2 separate regions of the Mus musculus genome follow, and region 2 is linked to region 1. Evidence: chromatin loops called from intact Hi-C (ENCODE). Cell type or tissue: left cerebral cortex. All regions are shown on one strand.

Region 1 (8,000 bases):
AATATAGTTTGGGTGTGAATGACTCAAGGAGCTTTAGGGTGTACTAAAAGCTTATTCTTTTAATTATAATATAGACTCCTAATAACAAAGCTACAGCCAAAATAAAACACGAGTAGACTGGAAAGCCTTCATTTCTTTTTTTTTTTTTTTTTAAGATTTATTTATTTATTATATGTAAGTACACTGTAGCTGTCTTCAGACACTCCAGAAGAGGGAGTGTCAGATCTTGTTACAGATGGTTGTGAGCCACCATGTGGTTGCTGGGATTTGAACTCTGGACCTTCGGAAGAGCAGTCGGGTGCTCTTACCCACTGAGCCATCTCACCAGCCCGAAAGCCTTCATTTCTTTGACCTAACATCTAAAGACTGTCTCCTTCTATCCCATCACCCACCTGTTCTAGGACACTGGTACCCACTCCACTGGCTGTGGTGGTGTAGGAAGGAGGAAACTATACCTTCCATACTCTGTAGAAGAGAACTGTGATGGTTTGTATATGCTCAGCCCAGGGAGTGGCACTATTAGAAGGTGTGGCCCTATTGTAGTAGGTGTGTCACTGTGGGTGTGGGCTTTAAGACTCTCATGCTAGCTTCCTGGAAGTCAGTATTCTGCTAGCAGCCTTCAGATGAAGATGTAGAACTCTCAGCTCCTCCTGCACCATGCCTGCCTGCATGCTGCCATGTTCCTGCCTTGATGATAATGGACTGAACCTCTGAACCTGTAAGCCAGCCCCAGTTAAATGTTGTCCTTATAAGAGTTGCTGTGGTCATGGTGTCTGTTCACAGAAGTAAAGCACTAAGACAGGAACAATACCTTCTGTACCCTATAGGAAGGATTTTTAGCTTACTCTGTAGGAGAGAACTGTACCGTCCACAGTCTATACACCTCCCTTCCCACACCCTGCACTGTGCCCAGCTGTGAGGGATGCTGAGAAAGGGAAGCCTTAAGCAATGCAGAGCTGAGGTTTCAGTTATTGTGGGAGACAGAACAATGGACACTAAAGGATAACTAGCAATTTGTGACACTCTCATGAATGACTAAGCCAGCTCAGTCAGTCAACAGGTTCTCCAGATCAGAGAGAGGATTGAAAAGTAAAAAGACAGTTAGACAACATTGTAGCATGACCCCTGTCAATTCTGAGACTGAAGGCAGGTTTAATGTTTCCCAATTCGCTTTTATACCATTTTAATTACATGCAGGTATTTAGGGCAAGCAGTACAATGAGGAACTAAAAAGACAACAGTCAAGGATCAAGCAAGACAATAAACACAAGGTCCCATGATCACTCTGGTGATCCCTGTTTCTAAGGATGATCAAGATATCTGAGCCTACTTCTTTGTTCTACCCTAAAACCAGATTCTGACTTCCTTGTCCTTGGCCAATGTCAGGTCCCTGCCTGGACTTACTTCTTTGTCATGGTCTGATGTCAGATTCCTGCCAAGCAGCCCATTTCCTTGTCCTTGGTCAATGTCAGATTTCTGCCAAGTGGCACCCCAAAAGGCTCTCCACTCATGAAATAGAATAAGTACTTTATTTTAAATCCTACCTACTCCTTGCAGCCCAGGTGCCAGCCATCTCTTCAGTTATCAGAATACCCAGTGTTGCCTCCCACTTCAAATCACTCAGTGACAAGTACTCTCACCTCCCAACACTGACCCTTGAACCTCTTGTCTATCCCAGTGTGGCTGAATCAGCTTCTGCCTCAACACCGTCAGGGCAGGCAGACCTGTCCTTACACATAACCAACTCATATAAAAGTTATTTGTATTGTGCTTTATAGCGAACAGCATCTTCCAAACACAGAGCTCACCTGCAGATCCCCTCCTGTATCTTCCTTCTACCTACCAAGTCCTTCTCACGATAGAGGTCTGGGAAGACACCTGAGTCCTCACATCCACTGCCTCTGCCTCGGACCCTTGGACAGACTTGACTTTTGTGGAATTAGGAACCAGGTGGACCTAATGCAGACAGCAGGAACATAGGCCAAGAGTTCTGTGTGGCCCTGTAAACCTGAGGCTGCTTTTCTCTCCAGGCCCAGTCTGCCTCTACCAAATCCAAACAAGGTTAGTTATGGTCATATGGGTCCCAGAAGGCAGAGTAGGAGCTGCCTGGACCCCTATGGGGCCTCAGAGAACCTCTCAAGAATTTTCTCCACATTTTTTCAAAGGAAATTCCACGAAAACACAAAGATATCTGACACCCCCACCCAGTGTGTGGTGAGTACCTCAGTTTGCAACTGGATCTTCTTTTCTTTTTCTTTTTTGTTTTCTTTTCTTTTCTTTATATACCCAGCAATATAGCATAGAATAGAGTTTATTCAGGCATAGGGAAGGGAGTTAAGAGGGCAGTAGAGGCAGAGAAAGGCAGAGAGAGTAGAGAAGTAGAGGCTGGCCGTGACCATGTGGAGAGATGGGGAAGGGAATATGGAAGGGAGGGGGGAAGGGACGAGCCCAAGGGGGAAGCAAGAGAACAAGAGCTACAGCTGGCTTTTCATCAAGACTATATACAGTATCTGCTGGAATCAGGCTCTCTGTTCCCTAAGGGAACTTCATGGCCTCCTTTCAAAGAAGGGACACTGGAGAGAGAGAGCAAGAACTCCAGCTCACAGCGGCCATGCTGTAAAGAGAGTCTGCCTGGGTGGGCTTGGGACTAATGGCCCTAGGGAGCTTTTGTACTCTTGGGAGGTCTTGGTGCCTGGGATGCAGAGTGAGACAAGCCAGAACATTCCTTGTCATGGGGAGAGAGTGGAGGCTGGACTCAAAAACCCCCAGGGCTCAGGGTCACAGCCATTTCTGGGCAGGAGAAGTAGGAGCCTGGCAGTAAGGCAAGACAGGGGGGCTTAGCCATAAACACAGAAGTGAGGCCTCCTCGAATGGCCACAATGGGCCATATTCAGTGGAGGAAGGGAGGGCCAGTGCTGCTGTGGCTAGGAAGACCTTAAAGAGAGATCACCCAGCAATCCACCCCAGGCACATAGCCTGAGAGCCTTCTATGATTCCCTCTAACAGGAGAGACTGAGGCAGCAACTCTGCATGCCCCACAGAGCAATGTTGCTCAGAGAGCAAAGCCTTCTGCTTGCCATGGCTGCGAACAGAGTGTGCTTCTTCCAGGAGATTACTCTCCCATCTGCAGTAACAACTATCTGGGGCCTCATAAAAACCATGAGAAAAAGCAGGGGTGGGGGCGGGGGGCAGGTGGAGGGTGAGAGCAGGTAGAGGGGTGGGGACAGCTTTCTGTTTTTCAAAGTCAACATTATGGTTTTTTTTAAAGATTTATTTATTTTATGTATATGAGTACACTATAGCTGTACAGATGGTTATGAGCCATCATGTGGTTTCTGGGAACTGAGCTCAGGACCTCTGCTTGCTCTGGCCCAAAGATTTATTTATTATTATATGTAAGTACACTGTAGCTGTCTTTAGACACACCAGAAGAGGGCATCTGATCTCATTACAGATGGTCGTGAGCCACCATGTGGTTACTGGGATTTGAACTCAGGACCTTCAGAAGAGCAGTCAGTGCTCTTACCTGCTGAGCCATCTCACCATCTCACCAGCCCAACATTGGTTTTTTAACATGTACCTCTCTCTCTCTCTCTCTCTCTCTCTCTCTCTCTCTCCCTCTCTCTCTCTCTCTCTCTCAGAGTGTGTGTGCCATGTATGCATACGAAGATCAAAGAGTAACTTTCCAGGGTCTGTTCTTCTTCCCTACCACATGAGTTCTTGGATCAAACTCAGGTCATCAGCTTTTGCAGCAAGCACCCTTAACCCCTGAGCCATCTTACCAGCCCTCAGACTAAAGGTCTAGTGCATACAGATGGCTGTGCTGTTTTTAGTTACTTATGGGTGGTTGTGGAAGAATCTAGTATTAATACAGTCAGATACTTAGGGAAGATAGGTTATAGACTCAGATCAGCCAGGCCCTGAAAGAAAGAAAGAAAGAAAGAAAGAAAGAAAGAAAGAAAGAAAGAAAGAAAGGAAGGAAGGAAGAAAGAAAGAAAGAAAGAAAGAAAGAAAGAAAGAAAGAAAGAAAGAAAGAAAGAAAGAAAGAAAGAAAGAAAGAAAGGAAGAGAGGAAGGGAGGAAGGGAGGAAGGGAGGAAGGGAGGAAGGGAGGAAGGGAGGAAGGGAGGAAGGGAGGAAGGGAGGAAGGGAGGAAGGAAGAAAGACCTTTGTTGAGCAATACTGCCCCCTTGTGACCGATCTTCACTCATAATTTCAGTAGGTTAAGGAGGGCAGCAGTAACATACAGCTTGTTCAACCGCTTTGCACGTTCTAACGTTCTTGTGTGCCCGGAGGGAACGTTATGAAATAATCATTTCTAAGTGGGCAAGAGTTTGATTTAAGAACACTGTGATCAAATATTCACCAGAGTTCACAGTAGCACCTGAGAAAATGTGGGCTGCTGACGTGCCGACAGCTTCATTCCCTCACAGCCCTCACACCGGCCCCAGCAGCCTGAGCAAGCATGGCAATGTCCAGGGGACTTCAAGTGTAAATTCCTTCCAGCCTGGAAAAGCCACCTGATGGATTTGTTCTGCAGTAACAAGAGACAGCTCCTCAAAACATTTTCAGGGATTCTAAAAACAGTCTGTATGCAGAAGTTGATACATAAATCGGTTTAGGACGTGCCATTCTTGACCTGAATCCTCTCACATTCACCAAATACCACCCAATCCAACAGCAGTCAGTCTCCTGCATATGCCATGTGTGGGGCTGGAGGCTCCAGCCTCTGGCTACACACCTGAGGTCTTTGCACAGTCAGCTGTCACACCTGTGACTTTCTCAGCCCCATTTCTGATGTGCAGTTTGAATCTTCAGTTTGTGGAGATCTCCACTTGGTATGCATTAAAGTATCCTCAGACTCAGCCTGACAGAGTGTGCAGGAGTAGCTTGCAGAATGCTGGCTGGTGTGTGAGCCCTTGGGTCCAAGCTGAGACTTGAATACTCTAACAAGTTGGTGCTCAAACTTGGCCACACGTTGGCTTTACCAGAGGGTGAAGAAATCCTGGATCGAATCTCCAGAAGTCGACTGAGGTTGTGTGGCTTTTGGGTTGGGCACTGAACATTTGAAAGCTCCCCAGATGGTTCTAACACCCAGCAGAGTTTCAGGAACACAGTCTCTAAGAAAGAAAAAGACTAGAGATCCTCTCTCTTTGAGTCTCAGTAAGCTGCGTGACTGCTCCATGTCAATGTTTTCATCCTACAGGGCAGCTCTGTGAAGCCTCCTTGTGCTGCATTAAACAAAATAAGAAACTAACAGAAGACAATGTGACTTGTGTCCAATATGGAGGGACAATCCGGTTCTCTAAGATTTCTGAGAACTTATATTGACGGAGGTTGCCTTTCAGCCTGGATTCAAAGCTGTCTGGGATGCCATAGGGCAGGTAGCAGACTGACTTCCAGAGCCCTTCAAGCCTCCCAGCCACTAGTCAGGAGTTTATCTTGAGAAAGTCAATAAAAGAGTCGTAGCCATGGAAACTGCATTGAAAACCACTCTGGACTTTTGACGTCTGAATATTATCAAGCTGCTGTCCTTGTCCTTCTAGATGACCGGCTAAGGATATATTCAGGCAAGACAGAAGAGCACCTGGTTTTCCTATTGTGCCTTCCCCAGTGCACCATGACTTGAATGAAGGAAGACAAACCACACCTCTTACTTAGAAGGTGAAGATCCAGGATGGAGGGACTGCTCAGTGGTTAGCGCATGCCCAAAGCTGGCCTTGGCACACACCTTTAGTCCCAAACCCTGAGAAGCAGAGGTGGATCTCTGTGGGTTTCAGGCCTGCCTGGCTTATATAGCAAGATCCAGGCCAGCTGAGACACACACTGAGTCGCTCTCTCAGAAAAATAATAATAATAATAAAACCTGAGTCCAGTTCACAGCACCTATCTGGAGTGGCTGACAACCAAGGCAGAACCTCCCCCTCTGGCCTCCACGGGCCCCTGCACTCATGTGCACATGTCCAGCCACAGACATAACACACATACTCATAAACCAACCAAATAAATCCTTATATTTTAAAAAGGCAAATATTCAATCTTTGGAGTCATAATATATGCTGTTTACAGGATGCTTGGGCTTGTATACCACTATAAATCAGGTGGTTCCTACCATGCCTTTGTTGGGTTGGATAATTTACTATGACAGCTTACATAATTTAGGGAAGCAGCCGTCCATTTAACACCTGCTGAGCAGAGAGCTGCTATCTGCGGAGACCACTGCCAGCTTTTCCCTGGTGCTCTCTGGAGCTCTCCCCGACAGTTCCTCCTTCAACTAGCTGCTGGAGGTGGGGGTTAGCTGGAGAGATGGTGGCCCCACAGTTGAGAACATCTGCTGCTCCTCCAGAGAGGTTCATTTCCCAGAACTCATATGACTCTAGCTCCAGGGGATCCAACACCCTCTTCTGGCCATGGTAGGCACCTACACACACTGGCACACATAAATTAAAAAGAATAAATCTTTAAAAGGCTTTCTTTTATGCTAGCTGTTTTGTGACTCCCCCTGAAATCAGTCTGCCTTGTTTACCTGGTAGCCCCACTAGTGAATAAGGTGAGATTATCCAACAGGACAGCGTACCTGTCCTCTCGAGTCCCAAGCCTTGCTCACACTGATCCCCACTCCAAGGAATTCTCCCCTTCTTGGTGGACACCAATTGTACGTCCTATAGTTTGTATGGTCCTGTGACTGGCAGGATTAGTGCAGACTCCCCAACCCCAGGCTTAGGGGTACAGACCCCTACTTCAATCACAAGTCCAGAACTCCTATATTTCTGGCCACCTCACTATAAATCAGGTGGTTCCTACCATGCCTTTCTCGGGTTAGATAAGTTACTGTAACAGCTTACAACATTTAGGAAAACATTTGTTTCTTTCCCATTTGATAATAGAGGATACAGCTCGAGAGGAGCCACACTGAAGAATTGCCGAGAGCAAGGAGTGGGAAGAGGTGTAACCCCCAGTACCTCCCTGCTCACCCACCGAGGTCTCCAAGCACCACGGTTTGAGTACTCTTATGGAGGCTTCAAGAGGGCATGTCAGATTATTAGCTCAATATCTACCTCTCTCACCTTATCTTCGATCATTTTCCCACTGGCTGAGAAGACTGTCTTTAAGAACTGGAGTTCGTTCATGCTTGTTTTCGACTGAGGGAAATCATGTGACTTTTCTTACAGCGCCAGCCTCTCTGGACTCAAGGCTTCATGTCTGATGCTGTGTGGAAAAGAAAGCCGCGGAAGGACTCAGGCTGTGGAGTGGGTGAGTCAGCTTCGCACTATGGGAAACCAGCTCTGACTGATGCCTGGAAGACCGTGGAGGGTTCCCGACAGGATGTTCTATTAACAGACCACAGGAAACAACGATTCCCACAGTTTTGTCATCAGGTAACTGCAGAATGATGTGCAGCCTAGGCAAGCACCCCCATCTCCAAGACTACAGCTCTGTGTTGCCCCAGCTCGCTGTCTGTGTGGCCTCCAGCCCCACGGCAGTGGGATGGATGCCTGTCACACTTGCCCATGATCTAGACACCTTCACTTAACACTTTAACAAAATGCCTGAGGAAAGCTATTTAAGGAAGGAAATGTTTATTTTGGTGAACGGCTTGGTCCAGTCAATCATGTTGGAGAATCCATGGCAGCAGAGCGAGTGTGAAGTGGTTATGTTGATTCTTCAGTCAGGAAGCAGAGACGATGAATATTTGTCTTAGTTAGGGTTACCGTTGCTGTGATAAAACACCATGATCAAAAAGCAAGTTGGGGAGGAAAGGGTTTATTTGGCTTATACTTCCACATTGTAGTACATCATTGATGGAAGTCAGGACAGGAACTCAAACAGGACAGGATCCTGGAGGCAGGAGCTGATGCAGAGGCCATGGAGGGGTGCTGCTTTCTGGCTTGCCCTCCATGGCTTGCTCAGCCTGATTTCTTATAGAACCCAGAACCAAGGAATGGCAACACCCACAATGGGCTGGGCCCTCCCCCATCAATCACTAATTTTTAAAATGCCC
Region 2 (8,000 bases), 480 kb before region 1:
TCACTGAGTGCAAACCTGACAACCTGAGTTCAATACCTGGGACTCATCTGATAGAAGGAGAAGACAGACCCCTACGACTTTTTCTCTGATCTCCACACGCATGTGACAACATACATGTACCTACATTCACACACAAACATTAATAATAATCAAATAATAACAATAAATGAATTGAAATCTGCATTTTAAAAATTCTGGTATCTTTTTTTTTTTTTTTTTTTTTTTACAATTACCCTTAGTTCAGCTGAAATTCTCCTTGTGCGGGGTCATAATTGGTCTTACTGGCAACATCTACAGATAAAAACAGAATTTTCTATTACAGGAAAATTATCTGAATTTTAACCTAGGATAGAATCAGTAATCTTTCTCTGTTTGTTCCCAGCAAATGACTGTGCTGCTAGGAAAAAAAAAACTGCTTTGATGACACTGTGACTATGAGCTGATTCTAATATAAATTTTAGCAAAAAGTATCTAATAAAATTAAAAGATATAAAATAAGTTTTGTACATTTATTCAAATGCCAGGAAAGATTTAAGTCTGAAGCAATGATTTTTTTTTAACAAAATATCCATTTCCCTTTTTCCTATCATATCTATAAATTTACAAATAAAAGGTTTTTGTCTTGATTTACTAACACCGGGAAAGACAGAATCCATCAGTTCTACAAGAAGACGTGTCATAAATTCAAACCTACGCACCACCCTATTCTCCTATCTACAATATGACAAATGGCTGTGCAAAACCACAAGCAGTTAATGGGTTTAAGTTATAGACTGGTTCTGCCATAATTGCTCTACTGGTCAGGTTTAAAACACTCTATCTTTAATTAACAGTTCACAGCATGACCGGTATGTGAAAATATCTCCTTTTGGGCAAGCAATTATCTACACATGATACAGTACGAAGGTTGGACTCAAAATAACTCCTGGTTATTTATCAAAGTTCAATGCAGGACCTGTCTTATAAATCAACTTCACACTAGACAAAGACAAAAATACATTCTTGTTGATTTCATTATTCTTCACGCCAGTCCTGATGCCTGGCTGTTAAGTTTCCCGTGACTTGAGACCTGAGCAATACTTCTCTGTCAGTCTAGGCACACACTGGAGGACAGAAACACAACAAGACCCGAGTCCCATTAGCCAGTTTCCGTGGTCCACGAAACTGCCACTCCTTGTAGACCAGGACAGTCATTTTTCATGTGGCTCTGAAAAGTTAATGTTTATAAAAGGAAGCATGGTGGCTGAGGGACAACTCAACTGAGAGGATTACTGCTCCCACAGAGGACCTGTGTTCAGTCCCCAGCACCCATGTCAAGTTGATCACAGTTGTCTCTATGTCTTCTGTGGGATCCACACCTCTGGTCCCAGCAAGCCCCAAGCTCATGTGCACATGTGCACCCACAGACACAAAGTCAAAATTTTTAAAAGAAAGAATGTGTCTAGAAGGGACCAGTCTTCTACCCAACATCATTTTTATAAATGCCACCGAATCACACACATCCTGGTTCCCTCCCGGAATCACACCCTATGCCTTACAAACAAGACTCCTTAAAATTCCAGAGTTGGGGTGGGAGAAAAACCTCCAGAAACCAATGTGGGTTCACACCTATATCCCTCCTGCTTTCTGCATGTATGGTTCCTTTGTGCTCACTGACATGAAATGAGCTATCAGACAGTTGGTAATCCACAGCCAGTAAGAATGTCTGGCATTGTGAAGGCTGGAGGATAACAGATCATGTAAACCGTGAAACATCCTGAAGTCTATCCATCATAAGCATCACACACACACACACACACACACACACACACACACACACACACACAAACACCCAGGGAAGGTTGCCGGCTGTGACTGTGATGTTTGCTGCTCCTGTTTTTCATGGGACAGAAGTAACAGTGGATGCCCAGTGAACACTGAGACACTGTCAACCACAGGAGGCTCAGCACAGCTATGGATGTGCCACAACACGGAACTGTACCCTTACATAAAACATTGTGATAGTTTGTGCTCTTGCATGTGCTTGGGATATTTTTTTTTGCTGTCATTATAATTTAACCGCCTGGCTCTCTGGCATGATTTTGTAGATGGCAGTGTCCTGTAACAATGCTAAAGTTGGACACACTTCCCATCACAAGGTGGTACCATAATTTGTTTTCTGTCACCGTGATAAAACATTCTGGTCAAATGCCAACCCCAGAGCAAAGGGCTATTTCCTCCTCCACTTCTAGGCTACCGTCCCTCAGTGAGGGCAGTCAAAGCAGGAACAAAACCATGGGGAAAGACAGCTCGCTGCTTCACTATCCACCATTCCTATGCAATGTAGGGCTATGTGCCATGGTGACACGGCCCACAGTGGGCAACCGACAGTCAAGACAATTCCCCACAGACATGGCCACAAGCCAATCTCTCAGTGGAGATTCCTCCTACCCAGATGACTCTTGGTCGTGTCCAGGTGCCAAGTGATACTAACTGTGACAGGTGCCTGTCTTCCCAATGCACAGATGAAGAAACTGAGGCTTCCACAGCCCAAGCCCTTCGCTCAAAGTCAGAGAGAAAGTGACAAAGGCAGAGCTGGAGTGGGAACCAGGACACCGTATGCATGCCCTGCTGGCTTGATCTGCTTCCCTGAGCTGCACATCCAGGATGATTCCTCTGGTTCTCACCCCACAGGCCAGTGTGATTTCAGGCAGACACTCACCGCCCATGGGGAAAGCACTTCTTCAACTTTCAGACTCGCCTCTGGGTTCCCGTTACTTCACATGAAAACGGTCAACAGCAGAAGGGGCTGGGATCTGGTTTCAAAAACTTAATTCCAAAGGAATTCACAGGGAAAGGTCTGCAGAGCCCAGCAGTCACCATCAGGCTCTGAAGGTCTCCATACACGTCTTCTCTCCTCAACCCCCTCACCCGCCCCTTCTCTTTGCGGTACAGAATCTTCATGTCTGGAGTCAAGGCTGGGCTTTCTTTTAGGGGCATTTTGTTTTGTAAACTTGGAATCGAAGTGGTAGAATCATACAAATTAATCCAATTTTCTTTCATTTATTTTTCTTTTTAGTCCATACCTCCGAAAGTTGTATTTTGGATGGCGCCTTTCAAACCCCCCTCATTTCCCAATCAAAGCTCTCTTTGGAAGCCTTGAGACCTGACCCAAACTAGACCACGACTTCGCCAGCCACAAAGCCCTGCCCACTGGGAAAGGAGACGGAATGCACTGTTTGACTTGAACTCGCATCGAAGCTTGGTGTCAAAAATCAAGCTTTGACTGCCTTCATCAACTGCCAATACTATGAGTCTTTTCGGCTTGGATTTCTATAAACAGCATAAATTTAAATGTGACACGAAGAGGCAGAAGTGAGCCGACCACTAGACTGGGAAAGCGACAGTACGCGGCTTGCTCAGAAGACAGTCAGCATATGTCCCAGATGAGAGCCACCCAGGAGCCAGACTCAGTACTCTTGTGATTCACTGGGCCTCACGTGGATCTCAGCAGTGGCACCATCGATGTCTGCTCCCACCCACAGCAGAGTGGGAAGCATCACTGAAAGTTAAAAAAAAAAAAAAAAGCGAACGCTTATATGAAATCCTCCATGGTCGAAAAACTGGGAAGTCAGATTTTTCCTTCGTTGAAACTGCGTCACTATTTAAAGATCGAAAAGTGAGGATGTCTAGAGGCAGAAAGGGTGTCTTTTATTTTGGAAATGCTCGAAAGCCCGTGGAAGAGAGCAAGCCCTCTTGTGACTGCTGACACCAGAGTCCTCCAGCCTCTGTGGGCAATGCTTCCTAAGGAAAACGCAGAATCAGGCAGTGCACAGGGAGACCACTGGTCAAAAAATTAAGAATACATTCCACTGGACAAAGGAGATAGCTCAGTCAGTGACCTACTAACCGTGTAAGCAGGAAGCCCTGGCTTCAATTCTCAAAACCTTGGTTTAAAAAAAAAAAGGCAAGTGTCATACGCTAAAAACCTCAACACTAGTAGATAGATACCAGCAGACCCTCTGAGCTCAGTTGTCAGGCCAGCTAGCTTGGTCAAATCAATATATTTTCAGGCCAGTGAAAGACCCTGTCTCAAAGAACAAGGTGGGCAAAGAATGACATTCATTCAGACTGGTCTTTAACCTGCACGCGCACACACACACACACACACACACACACACACACACGCACGCACCAAACAAAAAAGAATACATTTGTATATTATACATGTATATGAAAAACGTCACAATACAACCTATGACTTAATATAATTAATGCTTTTAGAGGGATTAAAAAGCACCTGCTACTGACAGCAACACTGCATTATGTGGCTCTTGAAAGGAGGAGGCTTCACACAGGACAGACAGCAGCTGTCATCACAAAAGACAGAATATTAACTGTAGAAACAAGACGGAAAACCAAGGGGTGAGTAGAGATGCCCCAGTTGTTTCCAAGGCTCTTTCCTGTTATATGAAGGTCACACCCCATGTCCTCCTGGAGCCCCTCCACCACCTCTCTGAATTGGATCTCATGGTCCACACCTCTGCCGTATGTAGAGCCATGTTCACTGTACAAGCTTCCTTTACCCTTACAGACTGATTCCTTCCAGCAGCACTCCTATCTCTAGTCCAGCAGCCTGGCTGACATCTCTAGATGTCCAATGCTTCTCATTGAAACAAGAACAGATTCCAAGCAAAGCTCCCTCTGCCTGCAGCTCCCCTCCCCCAATGTTTTTTCTTCCCTCACAGACACGGGTCTCATCCACCACTCACCCCAACTCACTGCTATCGACATATACCCACTATCCTCTGGCCTTACCTCCTAAAAGCATCACTTGACCTCAGCCATGTAGCTTTAGCCTCTAAGAGGAGAGGAACATTCATATACACAGGTAACTCCATCCCAATGCATGCCATTGATTGGTAATGGGGGAGGAAAGCAAGCTAAGGTCCCAGAGTCTCTCTGTCAGTCCTCTTACGGATCCTACCTGCGCCAGGTAGTTTTATGTCAACGTGACATGAGCTCAAGTCTTCTAAGAGGAGTAAACCTCAATTAGGAAAGAAAATGTCTTCCTTTGTTGGGTTGTAGGAAGGACTACAAGGAATTTTCTTAATTAGTAATTGACGGGGAAAGCTCAGTCCACTGTGGGTGGTATCATTCCTAGGCTGCTAGTCCTGGGGTCTATAAGAAAGCAGGCTGAGAAAGCCATAAGGAGCAAGACAGTAAGCAGCACCCCTCCATGGCCTTTGCATCAGCTCCTGCCTCCAGGTTCCTGCCCTGTTGAGTTCCTGTCCTGACTTCCTTCAATGAAGGACTGTGATGTGAAAGCCAGATAAACCTGTCAATCTCCATAGTGTTTCATCACAGCAATAGAAACCGTAAATAAGACACCATCTTAGACTGGAATGCAACTCTGGGAATTGCCCATAAGACAAATGAGCAAAGCCACAAGTTCACTTACTCCAGGACAAGGAGATAATGATACATTGTATCACACAGTTCTTGACTACCTGGACAACAGTAGCTGTGGGGTAGGGTGTGGATTCTGGGATACAGAATTCAGAGACTCTTGGAGAAGAGTCCTAGGCAGTGATCTAGTGTAGTCCATTGTAGGCATAGAGGCTATTGGGGGGGGGGGGTCCCTAGAAAGGAACTCTTCTCCCTTTCTGGGGTGGTGCCTTGAGATAGAGGACTAGGAGATAGGCAGAGAGTAAACAGCCCAAGCATATTCCAAACTCCTTGGAAACAGAAACTCAGGGCCAGACTGCTTAGGAAAAGTTGTCAGTCTTTCCCCCCTCCCCCTCCCCCTCCCCTTCTCCCCTCTCTACCTCCACTAACAATGCCCCCTTCCCATCTTCACTAATGTTTGTAAGTCTATATCTAGAATTGGATCTATATAAATAGATATTTCTAGACACTACCTGAGGAAAATCAAGACTGTGAGCATGTGTTAGAGTCCACACTATACCAAAAAGGGAAGAGGTCCTAGTGACTCTACAAACACAGCCAGGACAAAGACCAAAGAGACCATTTACTTTAATCTTGGTGATGTAAAAATCTTAACTCAAAAAGATTTTATACATTTATATATGACTGTGAATAATTTAATTAAATATAATGACTAAAATATCAGCGGCACATTTACTTTGCTACAAAAATGTTCATTTTTAAACTAAGAAAGATAAGACTTGGTATGCAAATAGGATTAAGGAATGGGGGGGGGAGGTTACAGCTTGGTGGTGGAGCTCACAGAGAAGCTCTTTCTCATTCTGAAGCGCAGCTGGGGAAAATAAACTGTGGGTGAATCTAAATCCTTAGGAACAGAAACCAGAGTGCCTAGGGAAAATGTTAGCTCAATCCTGCACACCACAGTGAGAAGTGTCAGACTCAGTGATCAATGTTCCCATGCGAGAGGCTCCAGGTTGCTCCCCAGTGCTAAATATTAATTTTTTTGTTGGTTTGTTATTTTTCTTTTTGAGACAGGGTCTCATATAGCCTAGACTTGCCTGAAACTCGCCATGTAGTCATTGAACTCCTAATCTTCCTGCCTCCACCTCTTAGTACTAAGATTATACCAGGGCTCCAGCAAGCCTGCTGGGGCTCAAATCCAAGACCTCAGGCATGCTAGGCAAACACTAGCAATTGTGATACATCCCCAGGATCCCAGTTTAAGTATGTATGTATGTATGTATATATGTATGTATGTATGTATGTATGTATGTATATGTATGTGTGTATATGTATACACGCGTATATGTACATGTAGATGCATATAATCAAGTAGCAAAAGGGGAAAATCATGCTAAGAATCAAGAATTCTTAAGAGTTTTGAGTAAGAAATTAAGAGGATCTCAGCTTTAGAAAGAATAAGAAAAAATGGTCACAGAAAACTGTCACCATCTGCTAGGAATCCACCCTTCCATAAGGAAATGCTGAGCTAACCAGAGCATGGCTTCCTTGATAGCAGAGTCCATGATGAGGAATATCTGAGAAGCCCCCATGTGATAGCCACAGGAGTCACAAACATGGCCTGCCCAACAGTGGCCCATGGTGAAATTCTACGTCTCAATACTAGGGTGACTTTGTCAGGAGAACATTCCAGAATGGCCTACAGAAGTACAATCCTTGGAAGGCACTGCTGTTCAAACATGGCCCCTTCCAGCAGCAGAGGTTTGGGGTATCTGTGGAGAACTGAAGCACATGGATGTCCCTGGCCAGTCAGAATGTCTGAGGACTGGGGTCTCCAGTGTGACAACCCTCTTGGCAGTGTGACTCCTGCAGGTGTGAGGCATGGAACATGCCTGGTACACACTGAGAAATGCCTTCAGCAACTCCTAAATGACTTCTGAAAACAGCAGTTTCCAGGCCAGGTCACTGGCAGCAGAGATGACATGATGGCTACCTCTGAGTGCCGTGGGTAGCTGAAAAGGGACCCACTGAACTTTCTTACTAATTAGACCTCCTCCTCCCTTCTCCCAGAGGGAGAGAAAGCTGGGTAGAGAGGATAAGATCTATCAGGAATAGAAGAGTGGCTAAAAAGGCTAAGAATCCTGAGTGTCCTCACCCCCAAAAGCTATGAGGTCGGTGGTAACTAAAGAACCACCCTAGAGACTCTATAATGAGACAGAGATAAGTGTGAATATGTGGTGCTGTCCTGAACCATGCTGGGAGTTACACAGCATGGCCCTCCTTCCTAAGGTTCCTATTTACATATACTAACTATGCATTACAATGGGTGCATATCATCATGACACTTCACATGCATACACACATGACGATCAGATTCACCCCACCCTTGTTCCCTTCCACGCCCTTAACCCTTTCCTCTTCCTAGCCAGTTCCCCACTTTTATTTTCACATCATGTGTGTGTGTGTTGTGTGTATTTTTTAATGTGTAAGTGTGCACGTGTGTGTGTGAGTTTGTATAAGTGTGTATGTTTGGGTGTGAGTGTGTAGGTTATGTTTGTATGTGTATAGTTGTGTTTATGTGTGAGTGTATGTAAATGTGGTGTGTGTGAGTA

What was found. A loop is a pair of places that touch in the nucleus more often than their neighbours do. Peaks named below come from ENCODE experiments on the same cell type or tissue, not always from the same donor. Only the 100,000 strongest peaks of a DNase experiment are listed, where the experiment ranks them.
Region 2: a loop joins it to region 1, with 3 times the contacts of the local background. A loop is called at or near these places in 4 of 42 quality-filtered maps.

Annotation. Positions count from the first base shown.
Region 1 is chr16:95,960,397-95,968,396 of GRCm38, forward strand. No RefSeq gene overlaps it. Among named protein-coding and RNA genes, the nearest start is that of Psmg1, 27 kb to the right of the region's middle. In left cerebral cortex, CTCF peaks have their summits at 4,223 (motif pointing left) and 6,372 (motif pointing left); DNase peaks (open chromatin) are centred at 4,198 and 7,286.
Region 2 is chr16:95,477,952-95,485,951 of GRCm38, forward strand. All of the region lies in intron 2 of Erg (ETS transcription factor), which reads right to left. Among named protein-coding and RNA genes, the nearest start is that of Erg, 48 kb to the right of the region's middle. In left cerebral cortex, no CTCF peak of the experiment used is centred here; DNase peaks (open chromatin) are centred at 3,469 and 6,275.